3 separate regions of the Homo sapiens genome follow, and regions 2 and 3 are each linked to region 1. Evidence: chromatin contacts called from ENCODE Hi-C or POLR2A ChIA-PET data. All regions are on one chromosome and are shown on one strand. Each heading gives the region's core, a stretch centred on a gene start or an enhancer-like site at or near the end of the contact. The rest is flanking DNA. Distances are from core to core; before and after follow the strand shown.

What was found. Hi-C counts contacts between places; a loop is a spot of excess contacts on that map. ChIA-PET counts read pairs that join two places held with the same protein, here RNA polymerase II (POLR2A). Pooled maps may share reads with other maps.
Region 2: POLR2A ChIA-PET joins it to region 1 with 10 read pairs in MCF 10A. The contact joins two enhancer-like sites. POLR2A ChIA-PET finds 5 or more read pairs at or near these places in 2 of 52 experiments (MCF 10A and PC-9).
Region 3: a map of sigmoid colon shows a loop between it and region 1 (3-fold over the local background). The contact joins the promoter of SLC38A4-AS1 here to the enhancer-like site in region 1. A Hi-C loop is called at or near these places in 2 of 168 maps with a recorded cell type or tissue (chondrocyte and sigmoid colon) and 13 of 50 pooled maps. POLR2A ChIA-PET finds 5 or more read pairs at or near these places in 1 of 52 experiments (MCF 10A).

What each region holds. Positions count from the first base shown.
Region 1 is chr12:47,092,931-47,097,677 of GRCh38, reverse strand. All of the region lies in intron 1 of PCED1B (PC-esterase domain containing 1B), which reads right to left. Among named protein-coding and RNA genes, the nearest start is that of AMIGO2, 15 kb to the right of the region's middle. Within about 2 kb of position 2,722, at least 3 of the 41 ENCODE cell types and tissues checked have a DNase peak (open chromatin) inside an H3K27ac peak, as active enhancers do; they include PC-9, where a contact is called at or near this core.
Region 2 is chr12:46,429,083-46,433,593 of GRCh38, reverse strand. The region is part of intron 2 of SLC38A4-AS1 (SLC38A4 antisense RNA 1); the gene reads right to left. It overlaps LOC124902923 (a long non-coding RNA gene), which reads left to right. Exons shown (of 2, transcript XR_007063284.1): 2 at 3,158-3,362. Among named protein-coding and RNA genes, the nearest start is that of SLC38A4-AS1, 48 kb to the right of the region's middle. RefSeq lists enhancers at 2,914-3,208, 2,747-3,248. Within about 2 kb of position 3,038, at least 11 of the 41 ENCODE cell types and tissues checked have a DNase peak (open chromatin) inside an H3K27ac peak, as active enhancers do; they include PC-9, where a contact is called at or near this core.
Region 3 is chr12:46,380,164-46,385,117 of GRCh38, reverse strand. It overlaps SLC38A4-AS1 (SLC38A4 antisense RNA 1), which reads right to left and starts at 1,442. Exons shown (of 4, transcript NR_125380.1): 1 at 1,423-1,442. RefSeq lists silencers at 1,437-1,506, 1,657-2,016 and an enhancer at 1,571-2,078.

The sequences.
Region 1 (4,747 bases), core at 1,473-3,972:
GTGTTTGTCGGCTCTTCACTGAACCACAGTTTAGATTTCACCACTGAGAAGTTCCCAAAATACTCTTGGAATCCATTGTACATAAAAATTTCTAAAAGCAGAGTATTAACAAATTTAGATACACAAACAATGATAATTTCTGGCTCTGAAAACTAAGTTCAGTCCAGTGCCTGCAAACAAAAACTAAGCAGAAGGACTAAAATAAACAAAATATTATCAGCCCTGCCTTCCCTTCTTCCCTTAGGCGTGGCTTTAATGTGGGCTTCCAGTCATGAGGAAACTCCCTATGTTTGCTCTAGGGAGATGTTTATGTGTGTTTTGATTCTTTAAACTCTAGGGATAAAGAGCTGTAAGAAAAAGGAAGAGGGTGCTCGTTTAAGAAGTTGTAATTAAATGTGTGTTTTGAGGGATGTATTTTCTACAGGTACATTTATCTTTATAGACATATGAGTTATTTTAGGTATTTCTGGTTGATACAGATAGAAGATCAAATTAGGCCTCAGGAGACTTCAGTTCAAGTCCTGACTCTGCCAATATAAATGTAAATGTGGGTAAATCCCTTGCTCTCCATGATCCTCTTCTTCTTTGCTTTTTTGCCTAATTTATCAAGTTATTAAGGGAATCAACTGAGGGGCTAAATGTTAGGGCTTTTTGAAAATTGCAAAATATCATTTAGTAAGTGTTTGAATTCGACTGGGTATATTTAGTACTTAATTTAAAAAATCAATATTGCTGCCTGATCTTGCTACTAAAGCAATCTTATACAGTCTTACATATCTACTTTTGGTAATTATTTAATCAAATTCCATCTCAAATATATTTTAAACCAGCAGAGTTAACTTACATAGTGGCACTATTCCAAGTTTGTTTTCTAATATATGTAATAGAAGCTCATTAAAGCACTCATTAAAAATGCAAACACATCTCCAAAGCAGATAATTATTAAACAAAGCAAGTAATATCTGTAATATCCTTTTAACGAAAAGTCTACTTTTAAATATTGGTTTCTCTTAAAGCAATGGATAGATTTTGCAAGTGAATCCAATCCACAGACTTGCTAAGCCCAGATTATGTTTATGAAAGGTATTGTGTTAGGTGCTGTAGAGTGACAAGATACAAGAAAACTGCCTCTGCCCTCAATGTGCTTAAGAGGACAGGATACAGGGGAAGCTAAATATAGGTGAATTAATTTATGTGAACAGCTGTACACATTACATTACTATTATATCTATCCATATATAATATATAATATATAATGTGTATTATATATAAAGAAGATAAATAATCCTTTAGTCCTAAAATAAAGCTGCATCAGTTTTAAAGATGAACAATTATTGAAATCAAAGTTTATCTAATTAGCTCAAATAACATTTATATTATCAGAGCATGTTTAGCTAATGTGTAATATAAGATACAGATAATCTCTAAATAGCAATGACACTAAAATATTCCTAAAAAATCTAAAAGTATGATTAACTATGGGATATGATACTGTACAGAAATGGGTTTTCCATGGGGCTGGAACACTGAAGCACAGACGTAGTGCTCAGGAATGCTTAGACAATGACTCTCCTCGCTCTTCTCCCCGAGATGAGGATGTGGTCTTCTGATATAAAACTTGGTTCAGAAACAAGGAGACCTCAATTATTGTAAGCATTTTCTTAAACTGAGTCATTAAATATAGAGAGTGTTTACATAAATGCTTCTCTGGCTAGGAATGTAAACACTAAATATAAAGTACCTGAGACAGAGTAAAAAAAAACCAAGCTTCTCAGATCTGTCTGACCCACAAATGAGCCAAAAGTTGGAGTTACCAGAAAAGGAATTTATAATACTTATGATTAACATGAAAAATAAATAGTGAAATGATGAATAAAAGGAGAATTTCACTAGAAGGTTGGAATCTGTGAAAAAATCACATGTATATTTTAGAACTCTAAACACTGAAAAAATATTTGAAATTAGGAATTCAAATGGATAAGTTTACAGCAGATGACACACAGCATAATTAGTGAATAATGGGCTGGATCAGTGAGCTGGAACCCAGATAAATAGAAAGTATCTACTCCTGAAGCAGGAAGAGAAAAAAGAATGGAAACAATGGCAAGAACAAGATACACATGAAACTTTTCACATATATATAATTGGAGTTCCAAAAAGGAGAGAGAGAATAGAGGAGAAGCAATATTCAAAGAGATAATGGATAAGAATATCTATGTATTGATGTAAGAACAAGGAGCAAGATAAAGAAAACTGTAGCTAACCACATCATAGTCAAACTGTTGAAAACCAAAGATAAAGAGAAAAATCATAAAAGCAGCCAGAAGAAAAAAAAGAAATTAGCTTCAAAGAAGCAACAATAAGATTCACAGTTGATTTATCAACATAAATTATAGATGCGAGAAGACAATATTGTCAACTTTAAGAGCTTAAAGAAAATAATTGCCAGACTAGAATTATATCTTGCAATCATATCCTTCAAATATGAAAGTAGAATAAAGATGTTTTCAGGAAAACTAAAGGATGTTCTTCAGGCAGAAGGAAAATAATCTCAGCCTAGGCAACAAAGCAAGACCTTGTCTCTACAAAAAAAAAAAAAAAAAAAATTGTGGGCACAGTGGCACACACCAGTAGTCCCAGCTACTCAGGAAGCCGAGGTGGGAGGATTGCTTGAGCCCAGGAGGTTGAGGCCGCAGTGAGCCATGATCACGCCACTGCATTCCAGCTTGTGTGACAAAACGTGAGACACCTGCCTCAAAAAAGAAAAAAAAAAAAAAGAAAGAGAGAGAGAAAGAAAAGAGAATTCCAGACAGAAAAACATGGAAATGAAGGAAGGAATAAAAAACACTGGTGAGGGTAAACATGGATATTTGTAAGTCACTATTGATTATAAAAGACAGTAATTATAACGTCGTTTGTAGTATAAAATATATGTAGAACTAAGATGTGTGGCAAAAAGAACAAAATCAGGAGGGATAAATCATTTAAAAGGTCAAAGGGTCTAACAGTATCAGAGGAGTGGCAAAGATAATTTGTATAATTCTGTAATAAATCAAGGATATATATTGCAATCTCTAGGATAGTTACTATTAGAATTAAAGAAGTAAAACTTGCAAGTTTTTAGAATGAAATCCTTGAATAATTAAAAAAATAGAGGAAAGAGAGGGCGAAAAAAAGAACATAAAATGACAACAAAAGGAATATAAAAGAAAAGAGCACAATAGAAAATGAAAAATAAGATGGTAGCTATAAGCCCAATGATGTCAGTGATTACACTGAATGTAAATAAGCTAAATTTGAAGTAAAATACTGTCAGATTAGATAAAAAACAAACCCAAATCTTCAAATCTAATAAAAAGAAATGTTTAATGTGAAAGGAAAGCCAAATATACCATGCAAACACAAACCTGCCCCTGCTCCTAAAGCTGTCTAGCTATACTAATATCAGACAATGTGAACTGTAAGGCAAGAAACATTATTAGAGATAAAGTGAGACAGTTCATAATTATAAATAAATAAGTCCAATAGGAAATGAGCACAATCCTAAATCTCTGTGCACCTAATAATATAGCTTCAAAATAAACTAAACAAAAATGGACAGAACAATGAGAAAAAAATGTACAAATCAGCACTCACAGTGGGAGGCATTAGTGCATCTCTTTCAAACACATAGCAGAAAAAGTGAAAAATAAAAAAATCAGTAAGGATATAGAAGATATAAACAGCACAGTTAACATATGTAATCTAATGTCATGTATGCAAAATGGTACCTAATGACCACTTCATATTCACTTCAAGTATACAAAGAACATAAGAACATTTATTACAATCAATATATCATAACAAGAAAAAAGTCTCAACAATTTCAAAATATTGACATCTTTCAGAATGTCTTCTCTGACCACAGTGGAAGTTAAGCTAAAGATCAATAACAACAACAGGAAAAACCCAAGTGCTCAAAATTAAACAATATACTCTAAATAATCCATGGGATAAAGAAAAAAAACAGAAATTAGTTCTTAAACTTAAATAATAAAAATCACATTTGAAAAATCATGTGAAAAAACTAAAATGGTGCTTAGAAGGAAATATATAGTCTTATATTCCATATTAGAAAGGAAAAAGCCTGAAAATCAATGATTTAAGTGTTAATTTCAAGAAAGTAGAGAGAGAGCAGGAATCAAACTTACAAAAAGAAATGATAAAGATAAAAGCAAAAACCAAGGAACATATAAGAAAGACAATAAAGCCAAAGTCAGTTGTTTAAAAACATCAAAATCTAAAGAAGACTGATCAAAAGAAAAAAAAATAGACAAAACAAATTCGCAACAACAGCAATGAAAAAGGAGATATCACTATAGATCATACAAGCATCAAAAGGACAATAAAAGGAAACTTAAAACAAATTTATGCTGATAAATTTGACAATTTGGATGAAATAAACAAACTCTTTGAAAATACAATTTACCAAGACTGACAGGAGAAGAGATGAAAATATCAATAATTTAGGATGTATTTTTTTTTAAAATTAAGCCCATTATTTTAAAAAAGAAAAGCCTGGGCTCAGATAGTTTATCAGTGAATTCTTCCAAACACTTAAGGAAAAATTAACAGCTGTCTTGTATAATTCTTCCAGAACACAGAAAGAGAAGGTGAGCTTTCCAGACTTAAAAAAAATTGTAATAGCATAAACTTGATTTTTAAACCCTGACAAGATTGTGAGAAAGAAAACTGCAAGCCCATCTTT
Region 2 (4,511 bases), core at 1,789-4,288, 660 kb after region 1:
ATTTCATATTAAGAATATTCTTAATAATTTTGTGATATTTTGTTACCACGAATTCATTTACACAACAAATGTTTATGGTGTCTACTATGTGTCAGACCCTGTTATAGGAGCTGGGGATGCAGCTGTGAAAAAAAAATGGTTTCTGTCCTCATGCAGTGTATGTTCTAGTGAGAATAAATTTCTTTTTCCTTTATATTTTATTATTGGTAATGTTTGGTATATAAGAAAGCTATTGAGTTTCATATATTTTAACTTTTAACTTGTCTTTTTACTAAATTTTTTATTGTTTCAAAAAGTATTACAATTGATTTTGTAGTTTTACTAAATAGACAATTGTATCACCTACTGAGAGTAATAATTTTGTCCTTTCCTTCCCAAAAGCACATACTTCTAGTTGATTTTCCCCTTTTATCCATTAGCACAATGAAGCATTTCATTATAATCTCTGTATTTACCCACACTTGCATTTCTGGAAATTAAATCCATTTTTAAGGTCTGAAAGAAAGTCAGAAAATTTTTTTTAATCTTTAGGCCGGTATAATATATCAGAAGTTTTAATTCAGGTGAATCAAAATATCTGATAGGATACAATTTACAACAGTTGCATGCAACTGATGCAAAAGTCATTCTCAGGAAATATTAATTTTTCTCTCATTCCTGGCAGTTTGTTGATATAAAATTGAAAAAAAAAAAGGAGAAGGATGAAGCTGATTTATGTTTAGGAGGCTAAGTAATTCATTGAATCTCCTACTGCTGAATCTAATTTAAAAATATATATAACCATATTTCTCCATTGAAAATTAGAAAACATTAAATCTACTTATTTATTTTATATTACTTTCTATTTGCCAATTATCTCTGCAAACATTGAAGTGCTAAATACTTCGATTGTATACGCAAGCGTACTGAAATAAGGCTGCATAAGTAAAGTTTTACACCACGTCTGCAAACTAAAATTTCCTGGGGTGTTACATTTTTCCTAATAAAATAAAACAGAGGTTAAGAAATATGATTCAGTGGCCATTTCTACAGCTGAAGTATATGAGACTGCAGCCCTAGGTGTCTTGCCCACGCTCATCTAGCAGACGGCAGAGCCTAGACTCAAACTCTGGTTTTCTGCTACACATCAAGTATTCCTTCTACAGTGCTCTTCCTTTCACTCAGCATTATCTACATAATTAGAAACACTTGAATTTCTTTCCCCATCTGCCTAGAAATTTTCCCCAATTATTACCTTTGCATATTATTTTGGTAGAAAATTATCTCTTATAAAACTCACATGTAGCTTTCAATTTTATGGCATTCTTTTCCTGCAAGTTCATATAATTAATACATGTTTGAAACCAGTAAATTCTTACAACAGGCCTATGTGTAGGGAAGCAGAAATGATGAGTCTTCTGTGATATAAATCAACATTCTAATAGTTAAAAAATAGGTGCACCCATTCATAAGTGTCACAAAGCACTCCACACTGAATAGGAAGGGATATCTGAGTGGCACTGATAACAGCCAAGCCTGAAGAGGAGGCACAACAGCCCATTACAAGCTATTGAAAAGTTCCATAAGAAAAAAAAAAAATGACATACAGCAGGAAATTCCTGACCAGTAGTGTAATTTCTTACATAAATGTGTTGGCAGATAAATGGATTTCTATGACTTTGCTTACGTCTGCTGCTTACTGCCCCTTTAGATATGTCACTTTGCAAATGTATTATAACTTCACTCTGACTCTATTTAATGGTATGATTCAATAAATTGTAGGTTCATCTTAATCTCCTCAAAATACTCTTGGCCTTTTGCCCAAAAGTGGGGGAAGGAATTAGTAACTAAAATAGCAAGAGAAGCTTGCTGTCAGTTAGTCTCCTGGAAAAGTACTATACTGAAGATTCAATATAGCAATACTGTAACTTACTAAGATGGTATATAAGGAATTAGACAGTGGAAAATTTAAGGTACAGATTAAGATTACAGCTACAGGACTATAAACATGGCACTAAAAAGTAAATGAGGCCAGGTGCCTCATTTAGCTGGGTGTGGTGGCATGTGCCTGTAGTGCCAGCTGCTTGGGAGGCTGAAGTGGGAGCATCACTTACGCTCAGGAGGTCAAGGCTGTTGTGAGCCGAGATCACACCACTGCACTCCAGCCTCAGCAACAGAGTAAGACCCTGTCTCAAAAAAAAAAAAAAAAAAAAAAAAGGGCCGGGCGCAGTGGCTCACGCCTGTAATCCCAGCACTTTGGGAGGCCAAGGCAGGCGGATTACCTGAGGTCAGGAGTTCAAGACCAGCCTGGCCAACATGGAAAACCCCATCTCTACCAAAAATACAAAAATTAGCTGGGCGTGGTGGTGGGCGCCTGTAATCCCAGCTACTCAGGAGACTGAGGCAGGAAAATCACTTGAACCTGGGACGTGGAGGTTGCAGTGAGCTGAGATTGTGCCATTGCCCTCCAGCCTGGGCAACAGAGCAAGGCCCCATCTAAAAAAAAAAAAAAAAAAAAGGACTAAATATGTACCGAACTCCATGTATATGAAAATACTGACCTAGATGTCTTCTTTATATAATTTCATGTTATTTTTATAACAATACTGTAAAATAAGCATTATGCCCTCCTTAGAGCTCAGAAAACCGAGTTTCTATGAGATTATATTACACAATTGATGCCCTCCCATTTCCTAGGTAGACCCAGATGTAGTAATACATGGATCTTCCACTTTCAGCCTGTGTAATCCTGAACAAGTCACTGAAAATCTGGGAGCCTCATTTTCCTCACCTGAAAAATGAGTAATGAGACCTACCTTACTACTTCCAAAAGTTATCACAAATACACTTAATAAACTACAAAACAAAACACAAGTGGTGGTTACTCTTATTAATACAAACAACTAGTTAATAAGAGAAAGTGATAGAGACTGATTTCTAAACTGTTTCCTGACACTTTGTTTTCAAATGCTTGATGATGCAATACTGAGCTGTGTTTTCCCAGCAAGGTCTTTGGGGTTGTCAATGAATCATTTCCTTCACATTCACATGAAAGATATGCCTGGGTAGATCAGGTTCCCACCCTGTTTTATCTTAACAACCCATACATTGCAGGTAAGCAAACAATTAGTATTGTTCAGAATTTCACTTACAGAAATCTAACATTCCCTCTCTGCAGATATTTTTCAGCACAAAGAACGGGGACTTTTGGGTCATTGACCTACTGACACTGCATTTACAATGACAAGTTCTATGTCTGCAACGTAAAAGGCAAGAAGACTAAATCTGTTTTCCATTTTTCTTGTGAACTAAACTGGGTTTTCAAAGAATACCTTATGTGGATCTACAACATAAAAGACAGCAAAATAAATATTTTATTAGAATATTTTATCAGTTCAACTTTGTAACATATATTATAAGATTAATCAATGGTAACAATAAGTTTTAAGGAACATAAATTTGAAATTGAAGATTATTCATGACAGTAATAACAAATCTAAAAATAACCTCAGTATCCAATTTATTTTATCTTGCTGTTTGGTTTTTACTAAACTAAGTCTGATTCATAAGCAATTGCATATGAGAACAGTTTTTTAATATTTTGCCACATTTATTCCATTTATTCATCAAACCATCCATTCATCCTTCTATTTTTCATTTGTTTACTGAACCATTTCAAAGTAAATTATAGATAATAGCATGCCTCCCTCGTAAACCTCTTGGCATGCATCTTTTAAAAATTAGGGAGTTTTCTTAACATAGCCACAATACCATTATCACTCCTAAAAATTTAGGGATTCCTATAATAATAATTCTAATATCTAGTCCTTATTCAGAATCCCAATTGTCCCTCAAACTTGTTCTCCCAACAGGATCCAATACGGAATTACACATTGTTTTCATGTTTACATCTCTCAAGTTTAGTTTATCTTAATATAGCTCCCCCTGTGCCCCATCACCTGCTCTTTTTCCCATCCCACTGACCTGAAGAGACCAGAGTAGTGCCCCACATTCTGGAATTTTTTTGAGGGTTATGCCCAATTCTTTCATTTATTTATTTGCTTTTAATTTTAAATTCAAGAGGTATATGTGCAGGTTTATTACATGGGTATAATACCTGATGCTAAAGTTTGAGCTTCTAATGATCCCATAAACCAAGTAGTGAACATAGTACCCTTGCTCCCTCTGTCTCTCCCTCCTTTTGGAATCCCCAGTGTCTATTTTTCCCATCTTTGTGTCCAAGTGTACCCAATGTTTAGCTCCCACTTAAAAGTAAGAACATGTGGTATTTGGTTTTGTTTCTGCATTAATTTACTTAGGATAATGGCCTCCAGATGCATCTACGTTACTGCAAAGGGCATGAATACATTCTTCTCTGTGGCTGCATTGTGAACCTGGTGGATATTCACCACATTTTTTTAGTCCAGTCTACCGCTGGTGGGCACCTAGGTTGATTCCATGTCTTTGCTATTGTGAATAGTGCCATGGTAAGCATAGCAGTGCAGGTGTCTTTTTGGTGGAACGATTTATTT
Region 3 (4,954 bases), core at 193-2,692, 710 kb after region 1:
TCATAAGACTTCCTTTTTACAATTGTGTGTGGCTTTCTACCCAAACTAACTTTAAACATCCCTCCACAATAAAATTCAGGAAGGCCACTTTAATAAAACGAGGGGGAAAATCCCACCAAAATGTAAACTTAATATTTCAACACAATTAAATTTATTAATAAAGAATTTCTATTGCATAGTGAACAAAGCATTGGATTTACCTGACAGTTTGGGGTCAAATTCCAGTTCCTCCTCTTAGAGAAGGAATGGCCTTGGGCGAGTTATCTAACTTCTCCAAGCATCAGTTTCCTCATTTGTAAAAGGTCAATAATGGGGTAAGAATAGCCCCTACCTCAGAGTTGATGAGAGAAATGAATATGCACACATTTACAAAGACCTTAAAGTAGTGCGTACCCTAAGCCTTATATGAAGATTATTATTCTTTCTAATTACAATAATTCTAATTGCAGAAATCTATGCGAAAACAATACACAGTTCTGGCCAAAAGAAGTTAAAACAAATGTGAAAAATAAGCGACATCCAGAAACTTCAGCAGCTCCCTTCTGTCCTATGCCTCAAGGTACCAGAGAGGGAAAAAGACCCCCAGGAGAGGCTGTGAGGAAACCTGAACTGCAAACCCACCACGATGTCTTCCTGGGAAAGGCAAGTTGGTAAAGAAAGATGTGAACTCTATTTCAGGGTAGTATGTTTTTTTCATTTGCTTCCAAGACTTTGATGGAATGACTTGAGAGGAAAAGTTCACAATTACTAGAAAGAACCTAAAAGGACATGAGAGATGAAACCGTTGCAGTATTTTTGAAATAAATGTTTTCCTGCAAGAGCAGAGTCATGGGCGGGGTGTCTGTGTAATATCTACTCAACACAGCCGAAGGGTAAGAGGAAATCTTGGTAAGCCGACTTCCAAGTCTTAATGGGGAACCATACGGAACCAACTGCACGCCAAATCCCACGCTCACCGAAGCTTCAGGGATTTTCTTGTGGGTCTGGGGGTTTAATCTGACAGCTCCTAGAGCCTTCAGGACTTCCCGGGCACAGATAATGGGCCGCGACTGCACCCCCGCGTCCCTCCTTGGGGCGCAGGCTTTCCACAGCTACAGTTCTCCACGTCAGCAGCCACGTACACAAGCGCCGGCAGCTGCCAACAGGGCGTGCCCGCTTCCAACCCTGCACTCTCCCAAGCAGGACATCCCTGCACCGCCCGGCGCGTTCGCGAAAACTCCGCGGGGCCTCGAGGCGTCCCGGGATTAGCCCTGACGCTGTAGGGCTCTCTAGGTTTTCCACGACGCAGGGGAGCGTAACTGGAGCGCACCCGACAGCCTCTCAGCTTGCCCAGGCTCGACTGGATGGGGCTTTGCTGGACCCCCGACCCGACCCCCACACACCCGGGCGGCGGGGCCCAGGTACCTGCCAACGCCTCCGCACCTCATCGTCCCCTCTGCTTCCCCTCCTCCCTCTCCCCGAACCCTTCCCCCCTCCTCCCCGCCTCCTCCCCGCCTCCTCTTCGCCTCCTCCTCCACCTTCTCCTCCCCCCGACCCCTGCTCCCACTCTTGGCTCCAAGTCCGCGCGCGGGCTGGGGAGGCGGTGCCGAATGAATCACCGTCACGTGGGTCGCGGGCGCGCAGAGGCGGGCTGCGCCCGGGCGGCTCTGGCGCTCGGAGCGTTAGTGGAAAATTTCCGGAGATCTACTGGGGCTGCGCGCCGCAGGCCCCGCCCGCCGCCTCCCCGCTCCTTCGTATCCCCACCTCCTTTTCCCCCTCCCTCCTCCTTTTCTCTCTTCCCCCGCCGTTTTCCGGTCGCAGCCGGGCCCCGACATTGCGGAGGTTCCTTTCTCTCCGGGGAGCGGCGCTGCGCACGCCCCGCCCGCTGCAGCGCCCCAGGCTGGCGCCGCCAGACCCCTTTGCCCTGGGGCCGCCAGCCCTCGCTTCCTTCGCGCGGCTCCAAGCCGCCACGCGGCCTTGCCCCCGACCTTGCGTGTAGCCTGCTGGTATCCTGAGAGGCCAGGAGCGGCGTCCTGGCGCCTCCGCCTTCGCCTCTGGGGCGCCGCACCCCCGCCACCTCCGTTCCGCATTGAGTGAGACCCCCCACATCTCCGGGCGGAATGTGAGACAAAGGGAGAAGACGGTGACGATGGGCGTCTTGTCTTCTCATTTAGAATTACTGCACCGCCGTTTAAACAAAGCACATGCAAGGCCAATTGTGTTTTACCCACTCCCACTTAACCACTGAGAAAATAAGCTATTTTCTCTATCCCATAACATTCTCCACTTCGTTTTCCCAACCACGAACAAAATTTATTCCTGAGACAGCAACTTTGAGGATTTCGTTGACCTCATCCATGTAGAAGTGACAAATGGTTACACAACAAAATTGTTTCACTCAAAGGGGGTTGTTGTGTACGTGGTTCACCTCAATAAAACACACATTTAACTGTTTCAGCAACTGTTTAGCCCTGGACTGTCGCCCGGGTTAATGTCGCTGAATGGGGTGGGGGGTTGAAAAGTGGCATTAGCGCCACGTGTCCCAAGACGAAGTGACATGGAACCGGAGGCAGGTGCCTTAATCAGTCACGAAGTGCCAACGATGTCAGTCAAAACAGTTGGGAGTTTTATTGAGTAAAGATCTCAGAACCAAGCCCATATATTAAATGGTTCCCATCTAAGAACCAGAATTGCAGGTGTGTTAATTTTAATAAATCGTTATTTCAGTATCTTAGCCCTGGGCAAAGAAAGATCCGGAAACTGACTGAAGGCCAGGAATGTAGGTTCATCGTGGCCTACGAGTGCTTTGGGTAGCACACCTTCTTTCAGTCACTGTCATTTCTCTTTAGACAAGAAGACCCCTAACAAGTATTAAAATAAAGGTATTTTTTAATGATCCTGTTTTGGAAAATTGTAAGGATCTGAAATTTTTAATTTTTTAAAACAATGGAGCACTTCAATAAAACTTCTATTTTCTTTACTAAGAATATACACAGCTTGTTTTTTAGCTTAATTCTTGATTGTTGCTGTGACCTTACCACATTCTGAATAACCTTAAGCATGTATATGAGAATCGTATCTGTGATTTTGCTTTCACATTTCACTTTCCAAGACACTTATTGGTAATTAGCAGGTGTCAGTTTACCTAGCCAAAGAACCATTGTCTATAAATCCTTCATCTCTCTGCCATTGTTTTCTTTCACATTCATTGGCATATACTACACCTAGCAAAATAGACCATTCCAGGGTCAAATGAAAAGGCCAACAGGTAAGTATCACAAGAAGGTCATTAGTCAAGCCGTTATTTCCCCTCTTTTATTTGGGAAGGAGATGGGAGAAACAGAGTTCTGATACTAGGTCCCTGGAAAGTTCTTCAGTCTTGACAGAATTGGGTATGTTTGTACTAAAGTATCTGTAAAACTAAATTTTTTTAAATTTTTTGTTGTTGTTTTGAGACGGAGTGTTGCTCTTGTCGCCCAGGCTGCGGTGCAATGACGCGATCTTGGCTCACTGCAACCTCCGCCTCCCAGGTTCAAGCAATTCTCCTGCCTTGGCCTCCCAAATAGCTGCGATTACAGGCGCCTGCCAGCACACCCAGCTAATTTTTGTATTTTTACTAGAGACGGGGTTTCACCATGTTGGCCAGGCTGGTCTCAAACTCCTGACCTCAGGTGATCCGCCTGCCTCGACCTCCCAAAGTGCTGGGATTACAGACATGAGCCATCGCGCCCAGCCATATTTCTAAATTTTTTTAAGACTGAGTTTCTGTGGGCCCCTTAATTTTCTTTTTCTTGCTGAAAAATGAGGTATGCATTTACAAAATACTGATGCTTGCAAATATATGGATTTACAATATAATATATTTTTTAGGCATTACTATGTTTTCCAGTCCTGGCCAGTGGGATCTGAGACAACAATAACAGCATTTCCAGGAAATGTTATCTCTCAAAATAAAATTAACTCACAAAATGACGCTCCTTTCTTTTGCAATGGATGTGGTCCTGTCTGCCTATGACCCCTAAAACCACTGCAGCCAACATGTGACCATGATGGGAGAGATCCCCAGCATGTTGAAGAAAGCAAAGTGAAAATATAATGAGCTCTTTGTCTTGGAGGGAGGTATCAGGGCCAAGAATTAACCCCAGAACTGTGCTCTCTACATACTTCTTATTATGTGAGATAGTGTCATTATTTAAGCCACTTTCAATTGCATATTGTGTTTATTGCCATAAAATGTTTTCTGGCTGGGCACAGTGGCTCATGCCTATAATCCCAGCACTTTGAGAAGCTGAGGTGGTGGATTGCTTGAGCCCAGGAGTTTGAGATCAGCCTGGGCAACTTGGCTGAAACCTGTCTCTACAAAAAATTAGCCTAGCCAGACGTGGTGGCCTGTGCCTATAGTCCCAGCTACCCAGGAGACTGAGGTGGGAGAATCACCTGAACCTGGGCTCTCTGATCACACTGCTGCATTCCAGCCTGGGCGACAGAGTGAGACCCTGTCTCAAAGTAAAATAAAAATAAATAAATAAATAAATAAATAAATAAATAAATAAATAAAATAAAATAATAAAATAAAAATATTCTTGCTGCTGACAACTTCTCTGTGGTAGCCAGCCTCCAAAATGGCCCCCAGTGATGCTTACCTCCTGGTATGCACTCCCTTGTGTAGTCCCCTTCTATGTTGAATCAGGGCTTGCCTTTGTGACTGATAGAATATGGTAGAAATGATAAAGTGTGACTTCCAAGGCTAGTTCATAAAGGCATTGCAGCTTCTGCCTTGCTCTTTCTTGCTAACTTGCTCTGGGATAAGCCAGCTGCCATGTCATGAAGACATTCAGTCAGGGTTGTGCAGACACCTTCTTGGAGAGGAAGCAACCAGCCAGCACCAACTTACCAACATGTGAATGACCTTGGAAGATCTTCCAGCCCCAGTCATGCCATCAGATGACTAGAGCCCTCTCACAGCTGACTGCAA